5 separate regions of the Homo sapiens genome follow, and regions 2, 3, 4 and 5 are each linked to region 1. A link is a contact called in ENCODE Hi-C or POLR2A ChIA-PET data. All regions are on one chromosome and are shown on one strand. The core of a region is the stretch at or near the end of the contact, and the rest is flanking DNA. Distances in the headings are between cores, read along the strand shown.

Region 1 (4,799 bases), core at 1,109-3,608:
GTGCAGGTCACAGGGGATATGATGGCTTAGCTTGGGCTCAGAGGCCTGACACATGGCCTGTGACAGAGCCCTCAGGAGGCCCTGAGAACATGTGCCAAGGAGGTTGGGTGCAGCTTGGTTTATACATTTTAAGGAAGCGTCAGACATCAATCAAATGCATTTGAGAAATACATTGATTTGGTCCAGAAAGGCAGGAAAATTTGAAGCGGTGGGGGCAGGGGGCTTCCAGGCTGTAGGTAAATTTAAACATTTTCTGGTTTACAATTGGTTGAGTTTATCTAAAGACCTGGGATTAATAGTAAGGAAATGTTCAGGTTAAGATAGAACACCGTGCTGAGCAGCACTCCGGCCCAGCACTATTACGTGGGCAAGAGGCAAAGCTCCAAGGGCTTAGTGTACCTGCTGCAGCAGCTGGTAGGGGCAGACTGTGATCACAGAGACAGCACTGTCCCGCAGAAAAATCATGCAAGCCACCAACGTGAGCCATGCAAGTCATTTAAACATTTCGACTAGTCATACTGAAAAAGTCAAAAGAAACAGTTGAAATTAACTGTTTAGAGACAAAGTCTCACTCTGTCGCCAGGGCTGGAGTGCAGTGGTGCAGTCAAGATTGGTGGGAGGAAAAAGCAGGTTTTAATTGGAGACCCAGCAAAGCGAGAAGATGCCCAACTAGCGTTCTAAAGTGTCACCTTGGCTGGGCGCAGTGGCTCATGCCTGTAATTCCAGCACTTTGGGAGGCCAAGGCAGGTGGATCACCTGAGGTCAGGAGTTTGAGACCACCCTGGCCAACATGGAGAAACCCCGTCTCTACTAAAAATACAAAAATTAGCCAGGCTTGGTGGCGGGCGCTTGTAATCCCAGCTACTCGGGAGGCTGAGGCATGAGAATCACTTGAACTGGGAGGTGGAGTTTGCAGTGAGCCAAGATCACGCCACTGCACTCCAGCCTGGGGTATAGAGTGAGACTGTCTCCAAAAAACAAACAAACAATAAATAAAGTGCCACCCTAAAATTAAAAATTTATCCTCAGGTTTTGTGTGTTTGTTAGTTTTTGAGGCAAGATCTCACTTTGTCATCCAGGCTGGAGTGCAGTGGTATGATCACGACTCACTGCAGCCTGGAGCTCCCTGGGCTCAAACGATCCTCTTGCCTCAGCCTCTTCAGGTGCACCACCACGCCCAGCTAATTTTTTTAAATGATTTTTTTTGTAGAGATGGGGTCTCTCTATGTTGCCCAGGCTGCCATCGAGTTCTTCTAGGGAAACTTGCCGTGGGCACCGTGGGGAGTGGGGTAAGGGCAGGGTCTGTGTCTTGTTCCCATGGCTGTCGTGGGCAGTTGTCGGTTAGGAGGGGTGGCTGTCGAGGATGTTGGACTAATTGTTGGCGACCCCCCGCCCCAAGCAGGAGCATTCAGCTGGGGTTCCGCGCCGGGAATTGTTTCAGGATGAGGGTCCCCTCTGGAATGCGCAGAGGGGCGCAGTGTCCAGAGAGGGACGGGATGAAGGGGTGAGAGGAGAAGGAAGAAAAAGAAAGTGGGTGATTTTAAAACGGAGGTCCCTGGTCACACCATGAGCCTCACAGATGGGAAAACTGAGGCACGGGGGATGGTGCGGACCGCCGTGGCCCCTCCATCATCAGTGACAGAGCGCTCCGCGCGGGGCCGCGGAGGTCCCTTAATCTGCAAAGGCCCCCACGCGGCGCGCTGACGACGTCCACTGCACCCGCCGGGCGCCCTCTGGGCCGCTCCCAGGCTGGCCGCCGGCTCTGCGCGGCCGCAGACACTGTCCGAGGTGCTGGGCGCCGGGGCGGGGGGCGCGCCTGTCCCGCCCCACTCGGCTGCTCGGGCCTGCCCGGGGTCTGGGCTTCCGGGAGACCCGCATGCGCCCCACGCCTGGCGGGAACCGAGGCCCCTCCCGCGTCTGTACCCGGCGCGCAGCGGCCCGAGGCGCCTCCCGGGGGCTGGGGGCCCGGAGTCACTGGGAGGCGCCACCGGCGGGGAATTCCGCACACGCCTGCGCGGGGCCGGCGGCGGCGGCGGGCAGGGCGGGGCCGGCGGCGGCGGCGGCGGGCAGGGCGGGGCCGGCGGCGGCGGCGGCGGGCAGGGCGGGGCCGGCGGCGGCGGCGGCGGGCAGGGCGGGGCCGGCGGCGGCGGCGGCGGGCAGGGCGGGGCCGGCGGCGGCGGCGGCGGGCAGGGCGGGGCCGGCGGCGGCGGCGGCGGGCAGGGCGGGGCCGGCGGCGGCGGCGGCGGGCAGGGCGGGGCCGGCGGCGGCGGCGGCGGGCAGGGCGGGGCCGGCGGCGGCGGCGGCGGGCAGGGCGGGGCCGGCGGCGGCGGCGGCGGGCAGGGCGGGGCCCAGGGCCCCGTGACCCGAGGGGCGACAGCGCGCGGCAGGCGGCGAGCTCGGGGGCCGCAGGTGCGAGCGGGCCTGGAGAGTCTCCCGGGGCGGGGAGCGGGCTAGGATACAGTGGGCCCCGCGGGCCGGCGGGCCGGGTCCCGGGGAGCGGCGCCTGCGTCCGGATGCCCCTCCCGGCCGCCTCTTCCTGCCGGCTCCAAGTTTCGGTTTCGCCGCCGGGGTGCCCGGTCCAGCCCCGCCCGCGGCGCCCACTGACCCTGTTCCCCGGCTGCGGGAGGGGTCGGGGTGGGGGCAGCGGGCACGCCTGGGACCCCGGCGACATCCCCGGAGCGCAGAGCGCGGAGGAGGCTTTGCGCCCCGGCAGTGCTGCCCCCGGGAAGTGGCCGGGGCACGGGGGGTGTAGTGGAAGGGGACAGCCGGACCCGGGCCTGCAGGTCCGCCCGGGAATCCTGCGCCTGTACGAATGGCAACAACGGAAAAGTGAAGTTGCAAAAACAGACTCCTAACTTTTACGAGGGAGGCATCGCCCCGTCTGAACCGCACCGCGCAGCGTCCTTCCGACTTGGCGAAGTCGCCCGAGCGCGGGGCTCAAGGCCAGGGTGGGCACCCCTCCCGGATGGCTGCCTGCAAGCCGGCGGGCCGGGCCCTGGGGGAGTCCAGGGCGGGAGGGGAAGGAGCTGTGCAAACATGGTGGTGGCCCTTCCCTGCCCCCACCTTGTTGACTTTGGTTGTGGTTGGGGGATGGGCTTTGATTTGGGTGGCAGTGTCTGTGCTTGGGAAAAAATGTCAGAGAAAAGACAGGAAGCGGATTGAATGCAACAGTGTTGGGTGCCTGGGGCTCTCTCTTGTGTCTTCCGGCCCCTAGAGCAGATGGAACAATAAGATGCTTTAGGGGGCCGGGCGCAGTGGCTAATGCCTGTAATCCCAAAACTTTGGGAGGCCAAGGCGGGTGGGTCACCTGAGGTCGGGAGTTCGAGACCAGCCTGGCCAACATGAAACCCCGTTTCTACTAAAAACACAAAAAATTAGCCGGGTGTGGTGGCGCATGCCTGTAACTCCACCTACTTGGGAGACTGAGGCGGGAGAATCGCTAGAGCCCGGGAGGCGGAGGTTGCAGTGAGCTGAGATTGCCCACTGTACTCCAGCCTGGGTGAAACTGTCAAACAAACAAAAAATGCTTTTTGGAGGATTTTTCGAGTTTTCTGGTCTGTGGTTCCCCAGTGTAGCATTGGAGAAGGAAACACTTCGGGTGGAAAGAAAGAGGCCTGGGCGGTGGGGAGTCATTGAAGGTGTTTGAGGGAGGGAGTGTCCACTGGTGGTTGTTTCAGGTAGAGTGTGGAGGGGAGGAGGTACGGTGGGAGCCAGGGCTTGGCTGTGGCAGGGGTAGGGGAGTTTTAAACTCTCCTTCTACTCTGAAGGAGAGATAATTTTAGTCTCTGGAATAAAAGGGCAGCAGACCTGGAGAAAAGGGATGCAAATTGTCCCATACACCTATTGGGAACCTCATCAAAGAGAAGACTGCAGAAGACAGATGATTGATGTTTTTATGGCATTGGGACAGGGGCTTGGGGCTGGAGAGGGGAGGTGTGCAGGGTTGTCTTGTTGTGCAGATAATCACTCAGGTGATCTCAGAGCTGCTCTCAGAGGAACTGGCGAGGCCGCAGGCACTCCTCTTGTGTGTCCCTGGGACCGTTCCTAGATCCCTCTAGGCAGATAATGGGGCCTCAGAGAGAGCTTCTGCTCCATTCTGCTGTTTCATGGTGTGGATTTCCTTTATAGCCTTTTACAAAAGGATAGCTTCCCAGAACTCCTGAGTATGTGGTTGCTCTGAATAGCCATCTCAAAATTGACCACAGAATCTGTTTTGGGGTGGCATAGATTAGTCTCCCACACAGGTCAAGCCAGGGAACCCCACCCAGTGCCTCCGTCCCTCGTTCAGGCCCAGCCTGAGTGAGCCCACCCCAGTGGGAGGAGAGGGCAGGGCCAGGGCAGGGAGGGGGCCTGAGTGTCCTCCTGGCTGCTGAAGGCACCAGTCAGCTGCCGCTCCAGCCACTGCCCCAGTGGAGTTCTTTGGTTCCAAGCCAGCAGAAGAAGGTGGTGGGTGGGCCAGTGTGCCCTGAGGCTTCTTACTGGGGAGGGAGAGAGTCAGGTCCTCCACTGTTAGGTGGCCAAGCGCCCAAACGCCATCTCCACTCTCACCCTGGATGCAAGAAGTGACCCCGGAGGCCTGAGTCCTGGCCTTGGTCTGGTTTGATGCCATCCACCGCAGAGGCTGTTCTGAGGGCAGGTGGTCAGTGCAGAGTGGCGCGCTTTGTGGATGGCAGCCTCCCCCCATTACTAGGAATCTGACTGCCAGCCCAGTAGCCCTGGGCTGCCTGCTCAGGCCCCATCACCTGTGGGGCAGGTGCTTTAGTCCCCTTAAGAGGATGAGGAGGGTGAGGCATCAGCAG
Region 2 (4,799 bases), core at 2,300-4,799, 1.7 Mb after region 1:
TGTTGGCCAGGCTGGTTTTGAACTCCTGACCTCAGGTGATCCACCCGCCTTGGTCTCCCAAAATGCTGGGATTACAGGCGTGAGCCACTGCACCTGGTTGAGACTGGCCTTATTCTTAGGAAAGAGAAAAACTGAAGTATTTAGTGGCGAAGGTGCTCAATGTCTTTACTGCAGCCTCGACCTCCTGGGCTCAAGTGATCCTCCTGCCTCAATCTCTCAAATCGCTGGGACTACAGGGACATGCCACCATGCCTAGCTAACCTTTGTATTTTTTGTAGAGCTGGGGTCTCACTATGTTGCCTAGGGTGGTCTCAAACTCCTAGGCTCAAATGATCCTCCTACTTTGGCCTCCCAAAGTGCTGGGATTATAGGTGTAAGCCACTGTGCCTGGCCAGAAAAAGTTTTTACATGTATATGGAGAGAGAGAAAGAGAATATGATAAAACAAATGGGGTGACATGTAAACACTGATTTATCTGGCTAAAAGATATACAGGAGGCTGGGCGTGGTGGCTCACACCTGTAATCCCAGCACTTTGGGAGGCTGAGGCGGGTGGATCACGAGGTCAGGAGATTGAGACCATCCTGGCTAACATGGTGAAACCCCATGTCTACTAAAAATACAAAAAATTAGCCGGGCATGGTGGCAGGTGCCTGTAGTCCCAGCTACTCGGGAGGCTGAGGCAGGAGAATGATGTGAACCCGGGAGGCGGAGCTTGCAGTGAGCCGAGATTGCACCACTGCACTCCAGCCTGGGCAACAGAGCGAGACTCCGTCTCAAAAAACAAAACAAAACAAAACAACAACTAGCTGGGTGTGGTGCTGCACACCTGTAGTCCCAGCTACTCGGGAGGCTGAGGCAGAAGAATCGCTTGAACCCGGGAGGCAGAGGTTGCAGTGAGCTGAGATTTCGCCACTGCACTCCAGCCTGGCGACAGAGGGAGACTCCATCTCCAAAAAAAAAAAAAAAAAAAAAAGATATACAGCAGGAATTCTTGCTTTTGCAAACTTTTCTTCTCTTTCTTCCTTCCTCCTCCCTCTTCTTCTTTCTTCTCCTTCTCCTTTTTTGAGACGGTATCGTACTACGTTGCTCGGGCTGGGGTGCAGTAGTTATTCATAGGCATGAATAGTGGTTCACTAAGGCTGGAACTTAAGTAATTCTCCTGCCTCGGCCACCGGAGTAGCTAAGACTACAGGTGTGAGCCACCTTGCTCGGCTAAGTTTGAAATAATATCAGGATAAAAGATCATCCCTCCTATCAAAAAAAGCATAGGAGCCAGCTTAAAGGAGGTCTCACTGGCCAAATTCGGACCAATTTGAGCATCAAAAAGAATGCTGACTGAATGAAAAAAATACATGAATTCATATTAATAAATATATATATTTCAAGATGGGGTTTCACTCTTGTCGCCCAGGCTGGAGTGCAATGGTGCGATCTTGGCTCGTTGCAACCTCCATCTCCCAGGTTCAAGTGATTCTCCTACCTCAGTGTCCCGAATAGCTGGGATTACAGGCACGCACCGCCATGCCCGGCTAATTTTTGTACTTTTTTTTTAAGTAGAGACAGGATTTCACCATGTTGGCCAAGATGGTCTCAATCTCTTGACCTTGTGATCTGCCCAACTCAGCCTCCCAAAGTGCTGGGATTACAGGCGTGAGCCACCGCGCCTGGCCATATTTAATTTTTTTTTTTTTTTTTTTTTTGAGACAGAGTCTTGCTCCGTCTCCCAGGCTGGAGTACAGTGGCGTGATCTCAGCTCACTGCGAGCTCTGCCTCCCGGATTCACGCCATTCTCCTGCCTCAGCCTCCCAAATATTTAATAACTTTTTAAAGAAGGGGAAGCTTGACCGAAAGTGACTATAAATGTAGAAGAAACAATAAACTTGGGAAGCCATGATTTTGCAGCTTTACGGTTTAACACTGAATCTACTCATTAACTGATGCTAAAACTGTTGGGCAAATGGTTATTGGGAAAACTTGATGCTTGTGGTCTCAGAGAATGACCTCACGCATGCCTTAATTACTCCACAAGGAGCCACGGACCTTGACCATGGAGGAATTCAGCAGACCCAAAGCTGACCAAGTGGTTCAACTTCACGTCCTCACTCATGGCCACGCTGATGTCCTGCACCTCCTGCTGACTTGTCACCTCCCTTCATCATTGCCCCAAACGTTTAACCAAGGATCCAGACTGTGGGACAGTCTAAGGAAAATAGGAACAGACTCTTCAAAAACGCCACTAAAGAATTAAAACCCACCAGGTGATGTGTGGCTCAGTAAGGTTCTGAGGTTGCACAGAGCATGGGACTGGCTGGCTGGATGGGAGGGCTATGGCTAGCCTGGGGCTTTCCCCAGGTTTCTCCAATGTACATAGATGTCCGTGTTTGTCAGCATACAGGTGTGTGTGGGTGACATGGATATGTCATCGACAGGAAGGCACAACAGCACCCATGCAGAGATGTCCTTAGACTCAGCAATGACTGCCGGGTGCGGTGGCTCACGTGTGTAATCCCAGCCCTGTGGGAGGATTGACTGATAACTGCACCAGTTCCCCCTTCCACAGGCTACTGGGCAGCTGAGCCCTAGCCAGGAGTCCGCAGAGACAGGCAGGCACATGGAGAGAGGAGTGCCAAGGCCCGGCTGAGCCATGGAGGTGGGGGGCGGGGCGGAACACGTGCGAGTGCTGTCCATGAGTGGCCCAGGTGCTGGGAGCTAAGCACATTCGACGGCTGCGAGTCAGGAGGGCAGCTCCTTCTGGAAGCCTGGAGCTGGTGAGGCCAGGTGCTTTCCCTGCTGCGGTGGCTGGCGATGGGAGTGTTTCCTGAGGCTGCCACCAAGCCCCTCCTCAGCATGGGTTGGTGCGGGAAGTCCTTGAGTGCCTGTGGGTCGGCAGGAGCTCCGGTGAGACTCAAGTTCGCTCACCCCACGGTTCTGAAACCGGTCTCCCGCCTTTCCTACCCTCAGGTTTAGGGACCGTCGCGGCAGCCCTAGGGCTGCCAGATTCTGCACTCCCATTTTAGGATGAAAGAAATCAGGTCTAGACTGAGGGCCACGAGTCCCAACACCCAGGGAGGATCCGTACAGGGGCGGGGGGACTGCCCCAAACCATAAGGTCAGGAGGTGGACGCTGACCACAGGGACAGGTGGGCAGGGAAGAGGCTCAGCTGCTGGAGTGGAGGAAGCCGGGAGGGTCGGGGGAGAGCAGGGCACCGAGCTGGGGACGTGTCAGGGACGAAGCGAGGGTGGGCGAGCGCGGACCGCTGGGACCCCGGGGCTCAGTGCCGCTCACCGGGGGTGACCGCGCGCCCAGCCCCGGCCCAGCCTGGCCCCGGCGAGCCCATCCAAGCCGCGCTTCCCGGAGGCAGAGGACGACCGCGCTTTCCGGGTCTGGCGCGGGCTTTGGCGGCCCAAGGGCGGGGCCGGGGCGCCGTGGGTGGGGAAAGGGCGGGGCCTGGCAGGACCCGGAAGTGCGCTGCGGCCCCGCCCCCTGGCCGCGTGGCTGCGCGTCCTGGCTGTTGCCGATAAAGTTGTTTGACGCCGGCCCGGCGGCGGGTCACGTGAGCGGAAAATGGCGGCCCCGGCAGGCGGCGGAGGCTCCGCGGTGTCGGTGCTGGCCCCGAACGGCCGGCGCCACACGGTGAAGGTGACGCCGAGCACCGTGCTGCTTCAGGTGCGGCCGCCCGCCCGGGGCGGACGGGTAGGCGGGCGGGGGGCGCTGCGCCGAGGCCCCGCCCATTGCGGTCGGCGTCCCGGTGTTCGGGGGCGGGGCCTCGGCGGCCAATGAGCGGCCTCCTGAGCGGCGGCCCCGCCCCCTGCTCGCCGTCACCTGCGCTTCCGCTGGGGTCCCGGGGGTCCCGGGGGTCCCGAGTGGGGGCGGGGCGGTGGCGAGCCTTCCCAGGGGTGAGGTAGAACGGCGCCGCGTGTCACCCGCATCGAGTACTCGGCGCCCGGCCGAGCCCAGCTCGCGAGGGCGCCGGGAAGAGGGAGGAGTGGAGCCCTAGACCCGCGTTCCCATTCCGGGGCGTCCCCCGGAGCGGGAGCCCGGGTTGCGCGGTGGCAGATGTCCCGGCCGTGGGGCCTGGAAGCGATTTTTGCCGAGTCACTCACTGCACTTTTACTTGGGCACCTTGTGACCGCGAATCAATTAAATGTAAAAGTATTGGCTGGGCGCGGTGGCTCACGCCTGTAAATCCCAGCACTGTGGGATGCCGAGGCGGGTGGATCACGAGGTCAAGAGATCAAGACCATCCTGGCTAAAACGGTGAAACCCCGTCTGTACTAAAAAAATACAAAAAAATTTAGCCGGGCGTGGTGGCGGGCGCCTGTAGTCCCAGCTACTCGGGAGGCTGAGGCAGGAGAATGGCGTGAACCTGGGAGGCAGAGCTTGCAGTGAGCCGAGATCGCGCTACTGCACTCCAGCCTGGGAGACAGAGCGAGACTCCATATCAAAAAAAAAAAAAAAAAGTATTTATTGAGCCTCTGCTGCGTGGGGGACCGTGAGGATCCGAAGGTGCACACGACTCGGAGTTTGCGGGAGCAGCCCACGGCGTGGGGTCCCCAGGCCTGGGCAGGTGGAGGGCGCAGCCAGGAGGCTGTTGGTGCCAGGCGTGCAGAGTGCGGAAGTGGGGCGCTCCCGCAGAGGCTGCGCGGGACCCCTTGGTGCAAGGCCACGGCTTTGGCTTTTTATGGAGAAGAGGGGCGGAGGCGGTGCAGGCAGTGGCAGCAGGTGCACAGAACCGTGCCAGAGCCAGGGGGTAGCTTGTGCTAGGCAAGTTTAAGGCAGGTTGCAGAACTACAGGG
Region 3 (4,799 bases), core at 1,335-3,834, 1.5 Mb before region 1:
TGAAGATGGAAAGGGGACTATGAACCATGGAACACAGGTGGCCTCTAGAAGCTGGAAAAGGTAAGGAAATGGGTTCTCCCCTGAGCCTCCAGAAAGAACCAGCCTGTCCGACACCTTGGCTTTAGCCCAGTGAGACCTATTTTGGACTTCTGACAGCAGAACCCTAAAACAAATGTTATGTTGTTTTGAGCCACCAGGCTTGTGGTAATATAACAGGTATAGGAAACTAACACGCCCTGCTTCCACTTACCTCTTTCAAGTACAAGTTCATGTCATGCCTGGTGGCAAAGCAGTCACTGTATTAAAAGCAACCAGACCAATAGCTTCCTGCCCACGGCAGCAGGCAAGAACACAAGAGAGGCCACAAAAGCCTGGTAGGCAGGACACTGGGATCTGAGGGAAATTAAATGGCAAGAGGAGGCAGAGAAAAGAGCAGCAGGCAAAACTGCTGTCGGCTTCTCAGCAGTGGGCAGGAGTGAAATCTGGAGGGGCTGAACAATCTTTTGGGGCCAGCCAGTGGGTGATTTTTCTTTTAATCACAAAAGGAGGCTGGGAGCAGTGGCTCATGCCTGTAATCCCAACACTTTGGGAGGCCAAGATAGGAACTGGAGTTCACACCAGCCTAGGCAACATAGGGAGACCTCCCTCTCTACAAAAAGAAATAAAAATAATTAGCAGGGCGTGGTAGCCCAGGCCTGTAGTCCAGGTTACAGGAGGGGCTGAGAAGAGAGGTGAGAGGATTGCTTGAGCCAAGGAAGCAGAGCGTGCAGTGAGCTATGAGAGCGCCCCTGCACTCCAGCCTGCGCAAGAGAGCTAGACCCTGTCTCAAAAACACAACAAAACAAACAACAAAAAAATGCACAAGCTGCTTTTACTTGTTTACTTATAAGGTAACAAGTGGGCTGGGTGTGGTGGCTCAGGCCTGTAATCCCAACACTGTGCGAGGCAGAGGTGGGAGGACTGCTTGGGTCTAGGAGTTCAAGACCAGCCTGGGTAACATGGCAAGACCCCATCTTTTAAAAAAGTAAAAAATTAGGGCTGGGCGCGGTGGCTCATGCCTGTAATCCCAGCACTTTGGGAGGCCGAGGCGGGTGGATCACCTGAGGTCAGAAGTTCAAGACCAGCCTGGCCAACATGGCAAAACCCTGTCTCTACTAAAAATACAACAATTAGACAGGCGTGGTGGCACGCGCCTGTAGTCCCAGCTACTCAGGAGCCTGAGGCAGGAGAATCGCTCAGCTCACCCAGGAGGCCGAGGTTGCAGTGAGCCGAGATGGCGCCACTGCACTACAGCCTGGGCGACAGAGTGAGACTCCGTTTCAAAAATAAAATAAAATAAAATAAAATAATAAAATAAAATAAAATAAAAAATTAGCCGGGCATGGTGGCGTGCGTATGGTTCCAGCCACTCAAGAGGCTGACGTGAGCTACGATCACGCCACTGTGCTCCAGCCTGGGTGACAGAGCGAGATCTCGTCTCTTAAAAAAAAAAAAAAAAGAAAAATGTCCCATTAGTTATTAAACTAGAATTGGGTTCCATTTGGCCACAGAGTTCTGCTTTATTTGTACTTTGCTACCAAACCACAAAAGTTCACCACTTGTTCTATTTGCCATTCTTCCTTTTAATTCCTCATGAACAAACTTAATAAATTAACTACAGCATGTCAAACAACCTTTTGCAACCCTTGCAATTTCAAACTCTTGGAGGGAGGCACCCCTGGCCTGGGCCAGCAGCCTCAACGCGCGGGAGCGAAGGGAGCGGGACAGCGGCTCCGCTTGCCAAGTCCCCAGTCAGGGGAGGAGCGGCGTCCCCACCGCGGTGCCCCTCGGGCTCCACACCCGCGTCTCGGCAGGCGGCGACGCACCGGACCGGCGGCTACCGGGCCCAGACTCCCGCGGGCAGGGCCGTCCCGGAGCCCGCGCCTCGCCGGCGGCGCCGCTCCCCGTTCTCATTTCTGAACAAAGACGTGGACCGGGCACAACTCGCTGACGCCGAGAGCGGCCGGAAACTGCGGGGAACGCGGGCCCGGCCATCCGCGCGTCCGCCCCGAGCCCCGCAGAGGGGCGGCAGGGCCAGCGACCTCCACCCCTCGGCCCCCCGGGACCCGGACTGCGACCCCTGCCCCGGGGACCCCAGCGACCCCAACGACTCTCATCCCTCAGAGCCCCTGAGATCCTGCCCCGCGACCCCAACGACCCTCATTCCTCAGAGCTCGCGGCGACCCCTGGCCCCGCGAGACCGCGAGCCCGGCCTGTGACCCCCGCCCCAGCCACCCACATCCCTCAGCGCCGCCAGCGACCCCGGCCCCGGCGACCCTCATCCCTCAAAACCCCCTGCGACCCCCGCCCCGCGAGGGCCCCGCGCACCGCTCGCCCGCCGGTCGCCCCGGGCTCCGCGTCCCGCACCAGTGTCCCCGGGAAACGCCAGCCGCCGCAAGCGCTGCCGGACGGCCGGGCCCGGAGGGGACTGGGGGACAGCGAGGGGGAAGCGTCCGCCGCCGGGGCGCACTGACCGTAGCTGTCGTCCTCCTCCATGGTGCGGGAGCCGGGCTCCGCGCTCCGGCTCGCCGCTCGCGTCCCGCCGCGCCACCCGCGCCCCCGCTCGCCTCAGCCCGGCTCGGAGCCCCGCCCCCGGCGCCCCGCGCCCCGCGCCCCGCCCGCCCGCGCCTGCGCCTGCGCCCGCCCCCTGCCCCCGGCCCGAGGCCCCGCCCCTCGCCCGAGGCCCCGCCTTCCTCCCGCGCGCGCCGCACCCCGGGTACCCGGCCTCCTCCCGAGGCTCCGGCCTGCGCACGCGCGTCCACCCGAGGCTCCTCCCCTGCCCCCGCCTCTAGACCACGCCCCCGTCCCGAGACACACACACCCCCCCCCCTTCTCCCGGTCCGCCTCCTGGGGCCGAGCAGGTTTCGGTTTCTGAAGGGCGGTGCAAGTCCCCGGGGTGGCGGACTCGACCTGGCCTGCAGCCAGGCTACTGCACGAAAGCCCAAGGTCGTGTCCGGCCACTGAAGGGCAGGGTGGTCCTTGCTGACGCCAACCTGGAAGGTCAGACCCGGCCCCAGCTTGCCAGGGAGGGCCCGGTCCTTGGCGAAAGGCCACAAAAGCTATTTGAAGTCATTTACTCCTGCGTTCAGAACCTTTACATGCTGTATGTCCTAAGTTTACTGCTTCTACTTCTTTTTATTTGTCCTGAGTTTTACCTGGGTCAAGATTGAAAGGAGGGCACTTCAAGTCCCAGCGTTTTGGATTTTATTTATTTATTGGAGACGAGTTTCGCTCTTGTTGCCCAGGCTGGAGTGCAGTGGCCCGATCTCGGCTCACTGAAACCTCCGCCTCCCGGGTTCAAGCGATTGTCCTGCCTCAGCCTCCTGAGTAGCTGTGATTACAGGCATGTGCCACCAGGCCCGACTAATTGTATTTTTAGTAGAGACGGGGTTTCGCCATGTTGGCCAGGCTGGTCTCGAACTCCTGACCTCAAATAATCCGCCTGCCTCGGCCTCCCAAAGTGCTGGGATTACAGGTATGAGCCACCGCGCTCGGCCTTCTCTTTCTTTATGACAGAGGACAATCCCACTGCTGCAGAATGCCAGCACCAGAACCCCCCTTTCCCCCTGCAGTCACTTGTGGCTCCTGCACCCTACACAGAACACTCACTGAGAACTCCACAGAGATCCCTGGACTGCTGGGAATTTTTTGGACCAACCAAAAAACGGGAGTAAAAGCCACAGAACTCTTTCCTTGTGGGCCCACCTGTCCTGAGTTTTACTATTTTTCTTTTTCTTTTATTTATTTATTCATTTTGAGACAGAGTCTCACTCGCTGTGTTGCTCAGGCTAGAGTACGGTGGCACCATCATGACTCCCTGCAACCTCTGCTTCCCAGGCTCAAGCAGTTCTCCCACCTCAGCCTCCTGAGTAGCTGAGACTGCAGGCACCGGCCACCATACCTGGTTAATTTTTGTATTTTTTGTAGAGACGGAGGTTGCTAGGTTGCCCAGGCTGGTCTCGAACTCCTAGGCTCAAGTGATCCTTTCTCTTTGGTCTCCTTCCTTGGCCTCCCAAAGTACTGGAATTACAGGCGTGAGCCACCACGCCTGGCTGGATTCATGATCTTAACCTTCACTGACTTTACCAGATTGTCCAGTTTTACAGGTGACCTTAGAGAGTCACATTTTGGCCCTAACGTGTCCTTGGGCTTCGGCGTGTGAGGTCAGAGACCCAGCTGCATTTTGTTCCTCTTGGCCTAGACTTAGGACACTTTTAGAATTGACCCCACATTGACCTGGCAAATCTTCTCAAACCATCTGTCACATGGGCTAATGGAGCACTGAGCCTCTCCCCCAGTATTTGCCATCCTCTGTTTCACTCCCTACTTCACTTCTAACCCCAGACTCACCAGAAGGTTCAAGGTATCTTCGAGCTGGCTTTCTTCCCTTATCAGTATGCAAGTCCCAGACCACCTCAGCTCTTGCTCAAAGACCAGAACTCCAGAAGAAAAGCGATTCAGATGGCATGTTAATTCTTACTATCAGCACTCTAGACCTCTTAGCTGAACTCACCAACTGAATAGATTTGGAGAGGGAGGGATACTGGTATTACTGCTAATCACAGATTAGCAGAGAACATGACTGTTTACAAATTCTGTTCCCTTATATTGTTCCATTAGACTGGTGTTTTTCAGCTGGGTGAAGTGGTTCATGCCTATAACCCCAGTACTTTGGGAGGCCAAGCTAGGAAAACTGCTTCAGGGCAGGAGTTCAAGACCAGCGCGAGTAACATAGAGAGACCCTGTCTCTACAAAAAATT
Region 4 (4,799 bases), core at 496-2,995, 1.3 Mb after region 1:
CTGCAGCCTGTGGCTCTGTCTTCAAGGCCCCTATGAAGATGACGGGCTCCTCCAGGTGATGGAGGATCTTGACAAGGGCATTTGGGTCACCAGGGGCTGACCTGGAGGTGACCAGGGCCTTCAGGATCACACAGCAGAGCTGGCCATCAGGGAGACCACAGAGGACCACAGGTGACTGCAGGAGGGTGGCATCAGCTCCAAAGAGGAGCCCGAAGAGGGCGTCCTCCAGCGTGAAGCCCCCGGAGCCCCCGAGGAGGTCGTGCGGGACCCTGGAGCCTGATGGTGACACAGAGCACAGCACTGGAAGGAAGTGGGGGGCTGCAGGCTTTCCTGGGACCCCGGCTGGGGGCGTGTAGGAGGACAGCTCCACCTCACCGATCTGGCCTCCTGGCCGGGGGTCCTCCCCAGGACAGGGCTGCTCAAACAGCTGCATCTTCCATCGGGCAGGGCCCTGCACCAGGGTGACCAGCACACTGTCCAGCAAGGTGAACGCGCACAGCGCAGCATCGGGAAGGATGCAGGCATCGGGGTCCACAGGGATCACGGGGGAAGGCTGGTCACCGTCCTCGCTGTCCCTGTCATCCTGGCTCGTAGACCTTTGAGAACAGGGACGCACTGGTCAGGCCTGGGCAGGGTGGGATTCCCACGTTCTCTTCACAATAACCTGGCATGGAGTAGTCTGGCTCAGGGGTTCCCGCAGTGACCCCCAAGGCCGCTCAGCAGTCCATCTGCCACATGGCCTCCCACCTTCCCCACGAAGGATACTCTTGACAAGAAGTACCAGGCATCCAAAACCAGCGTGAACCGACACCTGTCAGCATAGAACCGTCAGGCTGAGGCCCAGGCTGCAAAGTGCACAGGCTGCCCCCTCTACAGCCTGGGCCGCGGTCAGCAGCTGCTGGCTCTGCACTGAAGACAGGCCTGGCTGCCCGGAGCTCGCTTCCTTCCAACCCAGATGGTGTCCACTGATCACTGACTCGGGGTCACGGTGCCTTTGCTGTCTCCTCCCTCCAATAAAGACCCAACCTCGGGGGCGTGTCTCACCAGACAGCACCGGGCCACCAGGGCCCAAAGGACAGGATCCCGCGCCCCGCCGTGGGCTTAACCATGTGAACCCCACTTACTAAGGACTGTGAGCAAGACACTTGCAGAAAGAGTGCTGGGGGCAGGGGCTCCAGATAATCGGGCAGGGATGGCGGCCGAGGCTTCAGAGCTGGCGGCAGCCCGGGTCCCCAAGCGCGATGAGGTGGGGCTGCTCGCTCTGAAGCAGTCCGGGGGCAGCAGGAGTGTGCGGGAGGGAGGCCGCGGGCCCGCCCTCACCTGCTCCTGCCCGGGTGGTCCAGCGACAGGCAGTAGAGGCCCCTCCGGGCGCACAGCGCGTACAGCAACCTGCGCGGCGCCAGCAGCTCCAGGTGCCACACCTGGTCGGGGAACCGGAACGCCGCCTGCGGACCGGGGCGCGGGTCAGGCCGACGCGACGCGCGGGCCCGCGGTCTTCATTTTCACGCGAACCGCCGCCCCCGCCCGGTCCCTCCCGCCCCCGCGGGCCGGCGCTCACGGTCAGCAGCCCGCCCTCCTGGTCGTACACGTAGACGAGCTCGCTCCCGGTGGACAGGAAGACCTCTGCCTCATGGCACAGCACGCGGGGCTTGCCCGCCGCCAGGCCCCCGAGAGGGCAGCAGAAGCCCGCCAGGTAGCGGACCCGCGGCGCGGCGCCGGCCATCGTGCGCGCGGGCCCGTCAGAGTGAGAAGCCCCGGCCGCGCGGCGGCGGCTCCGCCTCGGAGCGCTTTACGGCAGCCCGCTGTGCGGCGCGACCTCCGCCGTAAAGCGGTCGGCGGTGCCGGGGGCGGGCCGGAAAGGACGCGCTGCAGGGACTCCGGGAGCTGGGGCGGTCGCTGGTACCCACGGGGAGCAGGGGAGCCTTCCTAGGGGCCGCGGCACCGTGCCGCAGGTCGAGGTTGACCCGGCCGGGCTGGTGGGAGCCCTCGGCGGCTTCATGGCCCCGGCTGCTGCACGGGTTCCCCAGGGTGGGGAAGCGGGTCCTGGCCGAGCAGAGGTTGCTCTTGGGCGGGGCGTCTCCCCGGAGCAAGCGCTCAGCTACTCGGGCTTTTGCGTAAACGCCTCGATTCTCTGGGCTCTCGGAGAGCAGCTGGGTCCTGCCGGAGCGCACTCCAGCCGGGGTCGGGGTGGGGCAGCGCCGGCTCTTGTCGTCCTAGGGATGGGTCTCTGCCCTGTGCTCTGCGAGCCGCCCCGGCCGCCCCCGCGTTCAGGGCCCAGCGGAGTGAGCCAGCTTAGGTGGAAGTGCGTCCCTCCCTCCGTGGCTGAACACGTGGGGACAGGGAGTACACCAATGGGGTTTCTGGGTTGGGGGCAGAGGACAAGAAAATGACTGTGAGCCAGGGCAAGATACCTCCACCCTCTCCCTCCTGGCAGCTCTCCACTTCCTCCAGGAGAGAAGTACTGACCAGAGAACGCCCGTGGAGGGGCCTGCAGTACGGACACCTGCTCCATGCCCGGAAGAGAGCGGAAACCAGGCACACCATTCACAAGTAAATGACCAAGGAACCCCGCCCCCGGCCCGCCTCCCTCCGTTTAAGAAGCCAATCTGAAGAGCGCTAAGGCCAGACACCCTCGAGGGAGAATCTAGGGGCAGGGCTGCAAAACTGGGCTTGGAAGTTAGGCAGACATCGTGGAGTCCGGGTGCACCTGCTGGAGCACAAAGCACCACTTGCAGACATCCTGACCGCCCCCCTTTGAGGTTGGGGTGGGGACTGACCCCAAGGCAACGGGGATGTCTGATTCTGAATGTTGGGTTAGACAGACTCAAGTGCGGCACCTGGAGTCAGTTCCTTGCTCCTCTCTTCTCGCCAGGGCTGCTCTGAAGGTGTTTGGGCTGGAAATGCTGTCTTTGATGCTGGGGAGTGGGGAGAGGAGGGCCAGGTGCATCTCATTTGGCCTTCAGAGTCAGGAAGTCAGATGCCGCATCGTTGTGAATTTCCCCACAGGGATCCTCCGCTGGTCTTCTGACCGAATTTCCCCACAGGAATCCGCAGGTCTTCTGACTGCTAGTTTTAACCCTCTGAAGCCTTGTGAGTCACTCGCTCACACACACCAACCCCATCCAGTCCTCCCAGGCCATCTCTTCCATACGGATGGTAACATGCCAAGACTGTCCTAGAGGAAATGATCACGATCACGTGGAGGAGGAAACGGACGTGGGAGAAGGCCCGCCAAACCAGCAGCCTCACCCCGCGGTTTACTCCGCTGCCCACCCCACTCTGCTCCGGGGGCTGGCAGGCTTTTGGCCCCACGCCAAGCCCAGCTCCTATCTGCAACAAGATTTATGATCAGTAGTCATGTGGGGGACCTTAAGCATGGATCCCAGGGGAAAGGGGGTGAGTTAGACACAAGCGAAGGGCTGAAGGCCGGCTCTCCATCAGCTGCTGGGCTGTGCCGTGCCCCACCTGTACTTGGCGAAGAGTGATGAGGGCTGAGGCAGCCTCTCTGTCCGTGGGTGTGGAAGATGCACACACTCCTAGCGGAAGCCTTCGAGACAGCAGCGCAGACCGCTGGACACTGCGTTTCTATGCCCAACTTGGAGGTGTTATCATCTCCCTAAGCACGAAGTATATGAAGGAGTCAATTTAGGTCAGACTGAGGGGAGAAAAACCATGAAGCTTCAGGCTGTGTTGAGGGCGAGGAGGGCTGGGCCTTGAGGGACCTCTCCTCAGAGCAGCACAGCCCAATAAGGAGAACACAGCAGGAAGGTGAGGCAGGGACCCAGGAACCCGACTTCTCCCTTTTTTTTTTTTTGACACACACAGGTTCTCACTGTGTCTCCCAGGCTAGAGTGTAGTGGCACAGTCTCGGCTCACTGCAGCCTCAACACCCCAGGCTCAAGCCAACCTCCTGCCTCAGCCTCCCGAAAAGCTGGACTATAGGTGCACACTACCACGCCAGGCTAATTTTTTGTCTTTTTTAATAGAGACAGGGTTTCGCCATGTTGGCCACGTTGGTCTCGAACCCCGGGCCTGAGTTCTATTTCTAAGCAGTACAATTTGCTTGATTTAATGGGGGAGTGGCATCCAGAACTGTTTTAAATTTTTTAATTTTGGCCAGGCACGGTGGCTCATGCCTGTAATCCCAGCACTTTGGGAGGCCGAGGCGGGCAGGATCACAAGGTCAGGAGATCGAGACCATCCTAGCTAACACAGTGAAACCCCGTCTCTACTAAAAATACAAAAAAATTAGCTGGGCATAGTGGCGGCGCCTGTAGTCCCAGCTACTCGGGAGGCTGAGGCAGGAGGATGGTGTGAACCCGGGAGGCGAGCTTGCAGTGAGCCGAGATCACGCCACTGCACTCCAGCCTGGATGACAGATTAAAAAAAATTTTTTTTTAATTTTTTGAGACAGTCTTTTTTTTTTTTTGAGATGGAGTCTCACTCTGTCGCCCAGGCTGGATGGAGTGCAGTGGTGCCATCTCGGCTCACTGCAAGCTCTGCCTCCCAGGTTCACGCCATTCTCCTGCCTCAGCCTCCCGAGTAGCTGGTATTACAGGCACCTGCCACCATGCACGGTTAATTTTTTTGTATTTTTAGTAGAGACGGGGTTTCATTGTGTTAGCCAGGATGGTCTCCATCTCCTGCCCTCTTGATCCGCCTGCCTCGGCCTTCCAAAGTGCTGGGATTACAGGCATGAGCCACCACGCCTGGCCTATTTTTTGAGACAGAGTCTTACACTGTTCAGGTTGGAGTGCAGTGGCATAAACTCGGCTCACTGCAACCTCTGCCTCCTAGGT
Region 5 (4,799 bases), core at 809-3,308, 1.0 Mb after region 1:
AGTCACAGTGGACACTGGGACATGGAGTCAGTCCAGAAACACCCAGAGGTGGCTGGCAGAAAGCTGGGATTCTCCACGCCCAGACCAGATGCTGCCCGGGGGGCTCTGGAGGCATGTAGCCCTGTCTTCCCCTGACAGGCTCACCAACCATATCAGGCAAACAACTCAGACACAACAGCCTGGAGGGCTGCACGGGAGGGTTTGAAAATTCCTTGATCAAAAAAAAGTTGTTTTTTTTTTAGAGATGGGGTACTGTTGTGTTGCCCAGGCTGGAGTGCAGTGGTGCAATCATAGCTCACTGTAATCTCAAACTCCTGGGCTCAAGTGATCCTTCTGCCTCAGCCTCCCGAGCAGCTGAGACTACAGGTATGCACCACCATGCCCAGCTAACTTTTAATTTTTTTTGTAGAGACGGGGTCTTACTATGTTGCCCAGGCTGAAAAAATTTTTTGGATATTTTTATTCCAAAGATAATGAATATGAAAAACACAGTGTTTGCTAAGCTAATCTAAAATTAAACTACTGGTGCCACTTTGTTTCAAAATATACATGTTGTTTTCATTTTTCTACCTACTTGGTAACGTTTCAGTCAGCCTTTCTTTTCCAAAGCACTAAATGCTTGTTTATTGTAGATTAAACAGATGACACTTAGAAATGGCCATTTTCTTTCATGTGTTATTCAATGCTGGAATGACGCTAAACTTTTTGTATTTGAGATTTTTTCCAACTGTGGTAACGTCTGCACACATTAGATCAAATGTGCAGTTTTTTGTTTTTGTTTTTGAGACGGAGTCTCCCTCTGTCGCCCAGGCTGGAGTGCAATGGCGTGATCTCGGCTCACTGCAACCTTCGGCTCATTGAAACCTTCGCCTCCCAGGTTCAAGCTATTCTCCTGTCTCAGCCTCCCAAGTATCTGGGATTACAGGCATGTGCCACCACCCCCGGCTAATTTTTGTATTTTCAGTAGAGATGGGGTTTCAGCATGTTGGTCAGGCAGTTCTCGAACTCCTGACCTCAGGTGATCCACTCGCCTCGGCCTCCCAAAGTGCTGGGATTACAGGTGTGAGCCACCACCCCCTGCCAAATGTGCGGTTTTTGTGAAACGCAGATCTTAGGTGTATAACCTGGTGGATGTTTTTAATCACCTTGCAACCAAGGTCCCTATCTAGTGTCGAAGCCTGGGAGTGGTGAGTTGTGTGCTTCTGAAGACAGGTGCAGTTGGGTCAGAGTTTTTAAAAACACGATAAAATGTAAAAATACGGAGTCCCACCGTTCCCTTCCGATTCTGGAGGATCATTTTGCTTTGTTACACTTTGCTTCGGTATCGAGTTTTTGAGTGTGGGGAACTTTCCGGCCCGGGCTGACAAGGGCTGCCAGGGCCAACGCCGTGCGCTTCTCATCCACGGATTCTCTACGGGAACTGCGCCGGGACCCAGAGGGTCGCCCCGCCCGCGGCCGCCTGCACCCGCCCAGCGAAGCCCTGCCCCGGCGGGAACTTTAACCAGGACGACCCAGCCAGACGCCCCCTCTGCGGGGGAGGCGAGGGCGGTGATCTCCGGGCCCACCGGACTCACCTGTTTGAAGCAGAAGGGCATGGTGAGGACACTGACCCCTACGATGCTGTTCACGATGTTCGTGATCAGCCCCCAGTTGGAGGCGGCGGCCGCGGTCATAGTGAGAGGTCTAGGGGCCCGGGGCGAGAGGCCTCGGGGGTCGCCGGGCTGCGGCCGGCTTTGGAAGCCCAGCCCGAGGCCACGGTCACAGGTCCCAACGTCCGGGACGCCGGTGGGGAGGGGATGGGCAGCCTGAACACGGGAGCCTGAGCAGGCGCGGGCGCGGGCCCCAGAGGCTGCCTGGAGGAGGCAGCCTCGAAGGCCGGCTGCGGGGGCGAGGTCAACCTCCGGACCCCGCCAAGCCCTGCGGCCGCCTCAGGGCCATGCGTCCCTCGCTCGGCCTCGCGGGCCGCCTGTGAATCTCCGAGCCCAGACCCGGAAGAGCCGCAGAGCCAGCTAGGGACACCTCAGCCCAACTCAGCTGCCGCCGCGGCGCTCACACTTCCGCCTTCCACGGGCTCCGTTGCCCGGAAGTGACGGCCAGGGGGTAGGGTTTGGTGGGACGCGAGCCAATGAGAGGCGGGCCCGGAGGGGCGGGCGGAAACTGGGCCGGTGGGCACCTGAGGGTCTCGCAGCTGTCCGGTTCGCCAAGCTGGTCCAGCCGACCTGTGCCCGGGGCCCCAGTTCAACGAGCTGGAGGACAAGGGACTCGCCCCGCGAGGCCTCGGTTTGGATGGGCAGTCGCGGGCTGGAGAGAAGGGGAGGCGCTGTGCCTTCCGGGGAGGAGCGGGTTTAAGGGTTCCTTTTTGACCTTTATTCCCAGGACCGATTCTGGGGCGAGTGCTTGGCGCCAGGGCACGGGGGCGGGGGCCCTGACTGCCTCAGCCGAAAAATAGTCTGTTGTGAGGAATTAGCACCTAGGAGGTAGGAATGAAACGCTGGGCACAGAGAGGCTCGGCCACTCCGCTAAGGCCACACAGCTCCAAGGGGAGGCGGTGCCCTGCCGAACTGCGCCCAGATCAGTGGCAATGTTGAACTTCACCTTTTCACACGAAAAGAGCAAGGGACATTCCTGGAGGGGACAGGAGAGGTGGAGGCTTACATGAACAGGGAAACCCGGGAGGGCTTCCAGAAGGAGGTGGCTTCTAGGCTGGAGCTTGAAGGACAAATGAGAATTCCTCGGGTAGAAATGGAGACCGGGGAGAGGAGAGAACAGAGAAGGGTCCCGATAGATCTGTGGATTCCTGGCACCTAGCTGCTCACTCTGAGTCTAATGAATGAGCGCGTAGACCGAATGGCTGGGAAGCAGCAAGTGATTCCAGGCTGCTGGGGGAGGACGGCGGAGGAAAGGAGGCCGTGTCTGCAGCACCTGCAGGACCAGGTGTCTTAGAACAGAGGCCCGTTCCTCAGGCACTGGCAGTGCAGCCACCAAGTAAGGCTGTGCCCCACCTTCAGGAGAACAGGAGGAAATGCCTGGGTAAAGACTAATTAAATACGCAGGCAAAATAACAAATGCCTGCGTTCTTTTTTTTTTTTTTCTTCAGTCAGAGTCTTGCTCTGTCGCCCAGGCTGTATATGCAGTGGTGTGATCTTGGCTCACTGCAACCTCCACCTCCCAGGTTCAAGCTATTCTCATGCCTCAGCCTCCCAAGTAGCTGGAATTACAGGCTCCCGCCACCACACCCGGCTAATTTTTGTATTTTTAGTAGAGACCAGGTTTCACCATGGTGGCCAGGCTTGCCTCAAACTCCCGACCTCAGGTGATCCGCCCACCTCGGCCTCCCAAAGTGCTGGTATTACAGGCATGAGCCACCGCACCCAGCCCATTTACTTTTATATAAATGAAATGGCATACACATTCCATAACCTCCTTTTTATTATGTAATTTTCATCAAATGTTATGCATGCGAGGTAGGCTGGGCAATTTACATGTATGTTTTCACAAATAGCAAATACCATGGACCCGCTATTGAGCTTTAAGAACAAAATATTACCGAAGACTTAGATCCTCCCTTTCAGTTCCTCCCCAGTTCCAGCACCTTCTTCCCCTCTTCCCTGCTATCCTGAGACATCACAATCCAGATTCCATCAATTCATTACTTTTCTTTAAAGGTTTACCATATATGGATATATCCCTAAACAATTATGGGGAAGACTATTTGTCTCTTTTTTTTTTTTTTTTGAGACAGAGTCTCACTCTGTCACCCAGTCTGGAGTGCAGTGGCACAATCTCAGCTTGCTTCAGCCTTTCCCTCCTGGGCTAAAGTGATCCTCCCACTTCAGGCCCTCAGTAGCTGAAACTACAGGTGTGTGCCACCATGCCCAGCTAATTTTCACTTTTTTTGTAGAGATGGGATTTTGTCATGTTGTCCAGGCTGGTCTCAAACTCCTGGGTTCAATCGATCTGCTCACCTCGGCCTCCCAAAGTGCTGGGATTACAGGCGTGAGCCACTGCGCCCAGCTGACTCTCTGTCTCTTAATATTCGTTTATTCCATTTTCCAAATTAATAGGAATTGGCCTGCACGTATGACTGCCTAGGATAAAAAATACACTTCCAGCCGAGCATGGCGGCTCACACCTGTAATCCCAGCACTTTGAGAGGCCGAGGCAGGCAGATCACGAGGTCAGGAATTTGAGGCCAGCCTGGCAAACATGGTGAAACCCCATCTCTGCTAAAGATACAAAAAATTAGCCAGGCGTGGTGGCGCGCACCTGTAATCCCAGGTTCTTGGGAGGCTGAGCCAGGAGAATCGCTTGAACCCGGGAGGCAGAGGTTGCCGTGAGCCAAGAGCGTGCCATTGCACTCCAGCCTGGGCAACAGGGCAAGACTTTGTCTCAAAAAAATAAATAAAAGACTGGGCGCGGTGGCACACGCCTGTAATCCCAGCACTTTGGGAGGCCAAGGTGGGTGGATCACGAGGTCAGGAGATCGAGACCATCCTGGCCAATATGGTGAAACTCTGTCTACTAAAAATACAAAAATTAGCCGGGCGTGATGGTGTGTGCCTGTAATCCCAGCCACTCAGGAGGCTGAGGCAGGAGAATCGCTTGAACCAGGGAGTCGGAGGTTGCAGTGAGCCGAGATCGCGCCACAGCACTCCAGCCTGGCGACAGAGTGAGACTCCGTCTCAAAAAAAAAAAAAAAGAATACACTTGCCAGTGTCCCTTGCAGGTAGGGCTGGCTATGTGACCAAGTTTTGGACAATAAGAAGCAGAAATGACAGGAGAAACTTCTAGGTCATTTC

The links. Hi-C counts contacts between places; a loop is a spot of excess contacts on that map. ChIA-PET counts read pairs that join two places held with the same protein, here RNA polymerase II (POLR2A). Pooled maps may share reads with other maps.
Region 2: a pooled map shows a loop between it and region 1 (8-fold over the local background). The contact joins the promoter of ASPSCR1 here to the promoter of RNF213 in region 1. A Hi-C loop is called at or near these places in 2 of 50 pooled maps. POLR2A ChIA-PET finds 5 or more read pairs at or near these places in 2 of 52 experiments (K562 and activated T-cell).
Region 3: a loop to region 1 is called in a map of CD8-positive, alpha-beta T cell, with 15 times the contacts of the local background. The contact joins the promoter of CYTH1 here to the promoter of RNF213 in region 1. A Hi-C loop is called at or near these places in 1 of 168 maps with a recorded cell type or tissue (CD8-positive, alpha-beta T cell), 1 of 37 single-sample maps with no recorded cell type and 7 of 50 pooled maps. POLR2A ChIA-PET finds 5 or more read pairs at or near these places in 1 of 52 experiments (activated CD4-positive, alpha-beta T cell).
Region 4: a loop to region 1 is called in a map of naive thymus-derived CD4-positive, alpha-beta T cell, with 7 times the contacts of the local background. The contact joins the promoter of FAAP100 here to the promoter of RNF213 in region 1. A Hi-C loop is called at or near these places in 1 of 168 maps with a recorded cell type or tissue (naive thymus-derived CD4-positive, alpha-beta T cell) and 7 of 50 pooled maps. POLR2A ChIA-PET finds 5 or more read pairs at or near these places in 1 of 52 experiments (AG04449).
Region 5: a pooled map shows a loop between it and region 1 (15-fold over the local background). The contact joins the promoter of SLC38A10 here to the promoter of RNF213 in region 1. A Hi-C loop is called at or near these places in 2 of 37 single-sample maps with no recorded cell type and 8 of 50 pooled maps.

What each region holds. Positions count from the first base shown.
Region 1 is chr17:80,258,494-80,263,292 of GRCh38, forward strand. It overlaps RNF213 (ring finger protein 213), which reads left to right and starts at 2,359. Exons shown (of 68, transcript NM_001256071.3): 1 at 2,359-2,409. RefSeq lists silencers at 1,738-2,087, 2,367-2,716, 3,097-3,236.
Region 2 is chr17:81,974,080-81,978,878 of GRCh38, forward strand. It overlaps ASPSCR1 (ASPSCR1 tether for SLC2A4, UBX domain containing), which reads left to right and starts at 3,550. Exons shown (of 16, transcript NM_024083.4): 1 at 3,550-3,669. The coding sequence starts at 3,568. LOC105371939 (a long non-coding RNA gene) reads right to left here and starts at 3,406. Exons shown (of 2, transcript XR_933953.4): 1 at 3,289-3,406; 2 at 1,889-2,878. LOC124904087 (a long non-coding RNA gene) reads left to right here. Exons shown (of 2, transcript XR_007065951.1): 2 at 2,032-2,256. RefSeq lists enhancers at 2,162-2,935, 2,936-3,707 and a silencer at 3,186-4,045.
Region 3 is chr17:78,779,689-78,784,487 of GRCh38, forward strand. CYTH1 (cytohesin 1) reads right to left here and starts at 2,585. Exons shown (of 14, transcript NM_004762.6): 1 at 2,514-2,585. The coding sequence starts at 2,535. RefSeq lists an enhancer at 587-686 and silencers at 1,705-2,104, 2,365-2,644, 2,685-2,844.
Region 4 is chr17:81,550,608-81,555,406 of GRCh38, forward strand. It overlaps FAAP100 (FA core complex associated protein 100), which reads right to left and starts at 1,746. Exons shown (of 9, transcript NM_025161.6): 1 at 1,559-1,746; 2 at 1,321-1,445; 3 at 1-596. The coding sequence starts at 1,723. It overlaps LOC124904085 (a long non-coding RNA gene), which reads left to right and starts at 1,752. Exons shown (of 2, transcript XR_007065947.1): 1 at 1,752-1,899; 2 at 2,435-4,799. RefSeq lists enhancers at 1-6, 2,153-2,272, 2,802-3,377 and silencers at 1,313-1,412, 1,473-1,712, 1,853-2,012, 2,593-2,672, 2,683-2,752.
Region 5 is chr17:81,293,249-81,298,047 of GRCh38, forward strand. It overlaps SLC38A10 (solute carrier family 38 member 10), which reads right to left and starts at 2,059. Exons shown (of 16, transcript NM_001037984.3): 1 at 1,575-2,059. The coding sequence starts at 1,673. LOC124904082 (a long non-coding RNA gene) reads left to right here and starts at 4,658. Exons shown (of 2, transcript XR_007065941.1): 1 at 4,658-4,799. RefSeq lists silencers at 1,535-1,604, 1,705-1,974 and an enhancer at 2,635-2,724.